Linked DNA regions of Homo sapiens: all the other regions are linked to region 1. Evidence: chromatin loops called from intact Hi-C (ENCODE). Cell type or tissue: GM12878. All regions are shown on one strand.

Region 1 (2,500 bases):
GAAAAGACTTGGCATCTTGTTTGTCTCATGCTGGATATATTCCACTATGGTACTCTCTAGACCAAGGATGAGAATTAAACTCTATTCTGTTTAATTCCGTTTAAGCTATTATAGTCTCCAAAGTGAAAAAAATTGCTTTAAAAGTGGTATCAGAATACTCAGGAATTGAAAAAAAAATAGTTTTCTCTTGACAATACTTGAGCTAATGGTGATCTGAAATGTCCAAGGAGAACCTGGGAAAATATTTTTCATGGTCAGATGGAGTCCAGACATCTATGGGAGCTCTTGTCTCTCATGCCGTTATTAGAAATAAAATCGTTCTATAGAATAGAGTGATTCCATTTTACTTAGTACTGCAAAAACTTATACCCATGCAGAAAGTAAATGATACCTGTGAATTTTCTGAGTTTACCTATAAATAAAATGTTTCTGGACTTCCAGATGTAATTTTTATAAGTATAAATGTCAAAGGTTTTTAGATTGGATAGTGTTATAGAAATACATTTTAAATTTTATAATAAAAGTCAATGATAAATTAATATTTAATAAAATATACTTTTGTAGCCAATTTTGCTATAATAGTGTATTTAACAAAAGCAAGGGACTGTATGTAGTTTTAGACTATATTTTAGAAAACATTGTTATATAACTGTATATAACATATACCTATTTATTTTATAAAGTTCCCTTTAAAATTTTGTTAGAACTATTAATTTCACCATTAATTTAATTTTATTATTTGGTTTTGGCTGTCTAATATCTGGCAATTTCTTCAGTGTAACATCATCTTTCATTAATTTTTTTTCAATTATGAGGTTTTTGTGTGTTTTAATTCAAATCCTACTTAATAGAGAATATAACTTGAAAAGAAAGAGCTAAGTGGCCAAGTCTGAATCCTTAATTTGAAAAAGTGTATTAAGAATTGCTTTCTACAAACAAATGTTTTTATATTCAGGGCCACACGAAAATATTAATGTGAAACTTCATGGAAAAACTTGCTTTACTGAATTTCTTGAGTTAAACCACTAGATGGCAATAGCTTTGTTTCTTTGTGAATGAACTAGACAAATGGCTCTTAAAGAAAACATTTGTTTTCTTGAAAGCTCTTATCTCAGCTACCAAATTGCAATTCCTCAATTCTTAAAAAAGAAAAGGAGAATGGCGTGAACCCGGGACGCGGAGGTTGCAGTGAGCCAAGATCGCAGCCACTGCACTCCAGCCTGGGCGACAGAGCGAGACTCTCTCTCAAAAAAAAAAAAAAAAAAAAAAAAGAAAGTCACTGGGTCACCGAGGTGGAAAAAGAATGGCTTCACTTTGGAGCCCGCAAACTTCCAAGATTTTAGGCCTGTAAAGATACTTCATACAGGAAGACACAGGTGAACCAGGGCTCATGAATCTGTCTTCATTTCTTTCCACTAATTTTTTTCCTTTCTCATCTAATTTCACTTTCTCTAAAACTTATTTTTGCTGTTTGTGGATAAAAAAACACAGCCAAGGGTAGAAGGAAGGAAGGTTTGCAGAGCAGATAACACTTCTGATGGATTTTCTCTACCACAGAAGATTTTACACACTGCATGGAAAAACTATAGTCACTGTACCCAAAATGCATTTTCTACCTCAGAATTACTACCAAGTTTTTATGGTTCCCATACCATGTGATATATTATATCCAGCTAGCTTTACTCATTTTACTTATCTGCTTTCGTCTTCAAAGCATTTGAGTTTGCAAACTTTGACCTTTTCACAGTTCGCAAGATGTACTGTGTTCTCTTATTTCCAAATCTAGTCTCTGGAGAAAGTGGGACACATTTCCAGATTTGAGAATATTGAGTGGCACCACATCCCATTTAGAATAGTGATCCAAGTCAGAGATAATTTATTCAACCTCCCAAACAGGCAACTATGTGTCTTCCTTGCCCTCACAAAAATCTGCCTAAGGACGTTTTCTAGAAACCCTCTTCCATTTAAAGTCAGTTGAAGGGGAAAGTTCTGAGAAGTAAGAGTGTAATTGGAGAAGTGGCAAGAATTGAGCAGCAGTAATGGGCAGGCAAACAGTAAGAATATATAGGCTATAGAGAGAATATAGCTATGAGCCAACTGGGAACCACCACAAACGGTGGGTCCTTTGGGAGTTGGGAATTCTCATGACTTAGGAAAAACTTGAGTATTAAAGAGTATCAATTATCAATTTTATCATTTGTTTACTGACACTCAAAAAAATTGAGTATCAGTTTCATCATTTGTTATTCTCATCCTCCACTCCAATGCTGTCAGTGCTGAGCTCACTTAAGGGAACCAATAAATATTTGCTAATTGGGTTCTCATTCTTATAGTAGGTCAACGATTAATATAACAACTTTAATTTTCTGTCAACTGTTTTATAACTCAGACATTGTACATGTGTGTGTATGTGTGTGTGTGTCTTAATTTCGTAAAATCAGTGGAGAAGTAAAGGTGTGATTGAATTATTAATGGTAAAATTCCAGAATGGAACTGGGAA
Region 2 (2,500 bases), 340 kb after region 1:
TATTACATTTTTGCATTAAGAAATAAATGAGACTTGGAATTTTTTCAGTTCATTGTTTTCTGTTAGATTCATTATCTTTGGGAATTTTGGTCAGTGTATATTTATATTTATAATATACATTGAGTATTATTTAGCCATAGCTAATGTGAGCCCTATTAAATTATATTTTAATATGCAGAATTTAGCATAGCTTAAGAAATATATTTTTGAAAATAATGTTTAAGTTGAAATCAAACATTGAAGACACATTTTCAGATTCACAAGTAGATTTCATAGGAACTGAAAATGTAATCAAATTGTACTTGTATCTGGACTTTTAAAAATTCATATGATATACATATCATAAACCTCATTTATTTATATTACCATATTTATATTTCAATTGAATGTGTGGAAGCAATCCAGAGTGGTTTCCTATGAGCACAAACAACTTAAATGTTTTTTTGTATCCATCTAACATTGTCTTAGAAAGCAAGGATCATTTGTTTTTATGTAGTACACAGGGAGAATGCCAATGCTACTGATTAAATACATTGTTTAAATGCTAATTGTACTGTTCTCTGTAACTTTCAACATCTGATAAACTATGTTCCTCCTAAAAAATGTCATGAGGTTTTCACTAATCCCCCTTTAAAATGATAAAAGAACTATGAAAACATAGAGTGCTTACTTTGTGCCATTATGTTTAATTGCCAGGTTTAATTTGGCTGAATCTTATAAGTTAGTTGCTCTGTCTGGCTTACCAATTAATTCCAAGTTCCCATTACAGTGGAGGAAGATGTTGGGCTGATCATGATCCCAGTGGTGAGGCTACATGGAACTTATGGCTATGTGACAGCTGATTTCATCTCTCAGAGCTCCTCTGCCAGTCCCGGAGGTGTTGATTACATTTTGCATGGCAGTACAGTCACCTTTCAGCATGGGCAAAACTTAAGTTTTATAAATATCTCCATCATTGATGACAATGAAAGGTTGGTATATAGAAAATAATGTGGGCACATATAAGACATAAGTATTGTGTTCAAACTCTTACATATGTTTTGCACTGACAATAGAACTTTAGATAATATGTGTCCATTGGAAAACAACAGGTGAAATACTTTTGGGGTACTAGGGGTAGGGAAAGAGGGGCTAGGAGACGATGTGGTTGCATATGTCACTTCATTTCAAATAAAGGAAATAATATTTTCTGTTTCTCTAGACTTAAATAATCTAATCAGAATGTGGAAACATTCTTTAATTCACTTTCTTTATGCATTAAGCAATTAAAAAGAGGGCAAGAAAGTCCCTACAACTGCCCTAGGTCATGTAATATTGATGTTAATCATTCATTCTTTTAGCTAAGCACCCACTTCTTACCACTTGATGTGTGACTACTGTGCCTTGAATATGTATGACCAATTTGGAAAATGACTGGTTATTGGGATTTTACAAGCACTTTAATATGTTTAGACTCACAGAATTGCTCCTTCTTGCCATGCAGTGAATTTGAGGAGCCCATTGAAATTCTACTCACTGGAGCTACTGGAGGAGCGGTCCTTGGGCGCCACCTAGTGAGCAGAATCATAATAGCTAAGAGTGACTCTCCCTTTGGAGTTATAAGGTTTCTCAATCAAAGCAAAATTTCTATTGCTAATCCCAATTCCACAATGATTTTATCACTGGTGCTGGAGCGGACTGGAGGACTCTTGGGAGAGATTCAGGTAGATTTATGTTCCCCATGACTTTAAATATAATTTTTGATAGACTGAGTATGGTAGTGTGTTTTCTCATTGCCCAAGTATATTTCTTTATTCACAGCCAATCAATATTTATTAATTATCTTGTATGTGTACAGCAGCTTTTGAGCCAGATTAAGTACATAAAAATGTATAAGGCATACATCTGTCCTCAGGGAACCTTGAGGGCTTGTTAGAAATGAAGTGAATGATTCTGATAAAATTCATTAATTCAACAAGTATTTGTTGAGTGCTTTCTGTGTGTCACACACTGTTCTAGGTACTGAGAATATACTGAGGAACTAGATAGACCTCATCTCCGTTCTTACAGAGTTTTCATTTTATTAAGCAGAGCTGAGCAATAAACAACTAAAAATAAATTGATCTGATAACAGTAAGGGCTCTGCTTGTAAAATTGGGAGACACAATTGCGAGTGCTGTTGGTGAGGATGTGATATTTCAGCTGAAAGATGCATTAGGAGAAAGAGGTTAGAAGGGTGAGCATTTGGGCAGAAGGAACAATAGCTTCTGCAGAGGCATAAGCTGGCATGTTTCAGGCATGGAGGGGTTCATGTGGTCGGGGCCTGGAGTTAAGGGGATAACAGCACAGGATAGACCAGAGGGCCCAATAGATGTTCGATCACATGGAACCTCCTAAGCCAGGTTAAAGATGTCCATTGCTCAATGAAATAAAAGAGGACACAAACAAATGGAAGAACATTCCATGCTCATGGATAGGAAGAATCAATATAGTGAAAATGGCCATACTGCCTAAGGTAATT
Region 3 (2,500 bases), 160 kb after region 1:
GAGATTGAAGGTCTACAGCCTAGAAACTGGCACTTCATGGTGCACAGAGATGGATTCCCTCCCCTGGGCCTCATGACTACCTCAGTGCTGTAGCTTTTCATTTTGCTTCCCTTTAGCAATTGAGGAAACTCAAGGCCATGTGAAGGGAAGTGACTTGTCTAAACTTCTACAGCTGGGAAGATGGCAGAGACTAGATTGGAGCCCAAAGCTGAGTGGAATCAATGCTTGCCTCCTGCTTTGGAGGTGACTTGGGGCCCAACACCCCAGGAGGCACTTGCAGTGTCCAGCTAAAGGTTTCATGGCATCTGTGTTAGGATGCCCATGGAGGTACTGCCAGGAATTCTTCCCATTGTCCTATGAAATCAAAGTCCTGGGACACTGCATGGAGGCATTCCACAAGGTGGTGAGCGTGCATGTGTGTGTACGTGCCTGCACACACGTGTGTGCAGGCACGTACACACACATGCACGCTCACCACCTTGTGAACTGGTTTTCCGCCTCTGAATGACATGGAGATAAGAAATTTCTTACTTTCCTCTTTGACCCTAGTCTGAGGAGACATTAGGAGGGTATAGGAGAGCAAATTCTCTGTCTAACTGGCAGCTACTGCTTAGCTCCAGGCAAGGGATGCCATGGAGAAATGTGGACCCAGATTTGCCAATTCTGGTAATTTTTCAAAATAATCTAGACATCCATTTTTTTAAAATGTGAAATCTACAAATTTTAAATCTTGGCAAAAATGATCTTTTAGTATTGTTTTGTAATCACAGTTTGGACTAAAAAACACATATCTCTAGGCATCTGGGTTTGTAACATTAAATTCCCTCTTTTGCTTTCTTTCTTACTGGCAGTGAGTGCAAATAATTCATTTAGAAAGCATAAGCACCTAGATTCTTCAATAAAAACAGACTGTCTTCAATGAAGAGAAAGAAACTCACAGAAAGTATCCAAAGAAACAATTTTTAAAAATTAGATAATACTACTGAATTTCAGGAGAAAAAAAAAATTTTGTTTGACTAGAGCTAATTAAAGTTGTTTTCAGTGAGATCTTAATTTCAAGAAAACTGCTTTTCATGACTTTTTAAGATCTATGTAGGATTACAAAATTACGTTTGTTTGAGAAGAGTTACAGGGGTCAAAAATCTATCCTTAGATCCTTAAGACCGCTTCATAATATGTGAAATTGTTGCTGTTGATTTTTTTTTTAGACAGACGGGTGCCATCTAATGGTGGTTTAAGAAATCTTAGTTAAACATGTGATCCTTATTTTTTAAAGGACCTAAAAGACAAGAGTTATCTTACTACTTGACAGAGACACTGTCACATACTCAGATTTATAACCTATATGAGCAAACTTTGACTTATTTTATTGCTTCTAAATTGGCCTCAAAGGATTTAGATTAGTGAGATTTTCATTTTGTGCTTTGCAAATGTGGGAGAGAGAAAGCACAATTGAAACCCATAATCTTCTAGAGCTCCACAGAGCTCTGGAATTAAAGCTTCTCTACACTGTTCTTCCTGTTTCCATGGTGGGCATATGTAGTCCAAATATAAACAGCTCGAATGGCTTTTGTGATCTGTTTTTTGATGACTCATGCAAACGGGAGTACATGAGCTCATGGAAAATGTCAAGCTTAAATATTCTAGAAAGAAGATAGAAATCAGAAGTTCAGTTACATGAGTTAAAAGACTTTATGTAACCCCAACACTCTGGGAGGCCGAGGCAGGCGGATCATGAGGTCAAGAGATTGAGACCATCCTGGCCAACATGGTGAAACCTCGTCTCTAATAAAAATAGAAAAATTAGCTGGGCGTGGTGGCACGTGCCTGTAGTCCCAGCTACTCAGGAGGCTGAGGCAGGAGAATCGCTTGAACCCGGGAGGTGGAGGTTGCAGTGAGCCAAGATCGCGCCACTGCACTCCAGCCTGGTGATAGAGCGAGACTACGTCTTAAAAAAAAAAAAAAAAGATAAAAAAATAGAAAAAACTTTGTGTATTAGATCAGATATTTACTTGCCCTGTTTCTGTTATGTAAAATGTTACTTTTCCTGGAAGTATTTGTCTGTACTGCATTATTGTTCATGGAAATGGCCATTGTAGAATCAGTCTTAGTATGTACCATGGCAATTTGTGATATCATGGTTACTTTTCTGGAAAAAATTATTGTGTGTAGGTACATTTTTTGAAAGTTTACAAGCGTAACTCTCACACAAATATAAAATGAACATGTCAAGATTTTATTCAACCCATTAGTTAGTGAGGAAACTAATAGAGTGTTAATACTGGTGCAAAAAGCATTTTTGGAACAAAATATTTACAAGAAAATTAATAAAGAAATGATAAGGTAAGGTTTCTGGGTGAGATGTAAAACTGGTTAACATCCTACCGGGAAATAAAGCTGTAACTTATGGATTATATGTTTCACTGTACAAAAATTACTTGCACTTTTCAGCCAAGTAAAAGGATGATGAAAAAAAAAGAAAAAGAAAGTACTTGCACTT

What was found. A loop is a pair of places that touch in the nucleus more often than their neighbours do. Peaks named below come from ENCODE experiments on the same cell type or tissue, not always from the same donor. Only the 100,000 strongest peaks of a DNase experiment are listed, where the experiment ranks them.
Region 2: a loop joins it to region 1, with 11 times the contacts of the local background. A loop is called at or near these places in 75 of 110 quality-filtered maps.
Region 3: a loop joins it to region 1, with 5 times the contacts of the local background. A loop is called at or near these places in 48 of 110 quality-filtered maps.

What each region holds. Positions count from the first base shown.
Region 1 is chr5:90,438,835-90,441,334 of GRCh38, forward strand. No RefSeq gene overlaps it. Among named protein-coding and RNA genes, the nearest start is that of CETN3, 30 kb to the left of the region's middle. In GM12878, a CTCF peak has its summit at 1,033 (motif pointing right); a DNase peak (open chromatin) is centred at 1,047; H3K4me3 peaks cover 851 bases; H3K27ac peaks cover 483 bases.
Region 2 is chr5:90,782,355-90,784,854 of GRCh38, forward strand. It overlaps ADGRV1 (adhesion G protein-coupled receptor V1), which reads left to right. Exons shown (of 90, transcript NM_032119.4): 66 at 770-971; 67 at 1,484-1,703. Among named protein-coding and RNA genes, the nearest start is that of ADGRV1, 220 kb to the left of the region's middle. In GM12878, a CTCF peak has its summit at 1,548 (motif pointing left); a DNase peak (open chromatin) is centred at 1,487.
Region 3 is chr5:90,603,463-90,605,962 of GRCh38, forward strand. The region is part of intron 1 of ADGRV1 (adhesion G protein-coupled receptor V1); the gene reads left to right. Among named protein-coding and RNA genes, the nearest start is that of ADGRV1, 46 kb to the left of the region's middle. RefSeq lists a silencer at 1,675-1,873. In GM12878, a CTCF peak has its summit at 1,229 (motif pointing left); a DNase peak (open chromatin) is centred at 1,235.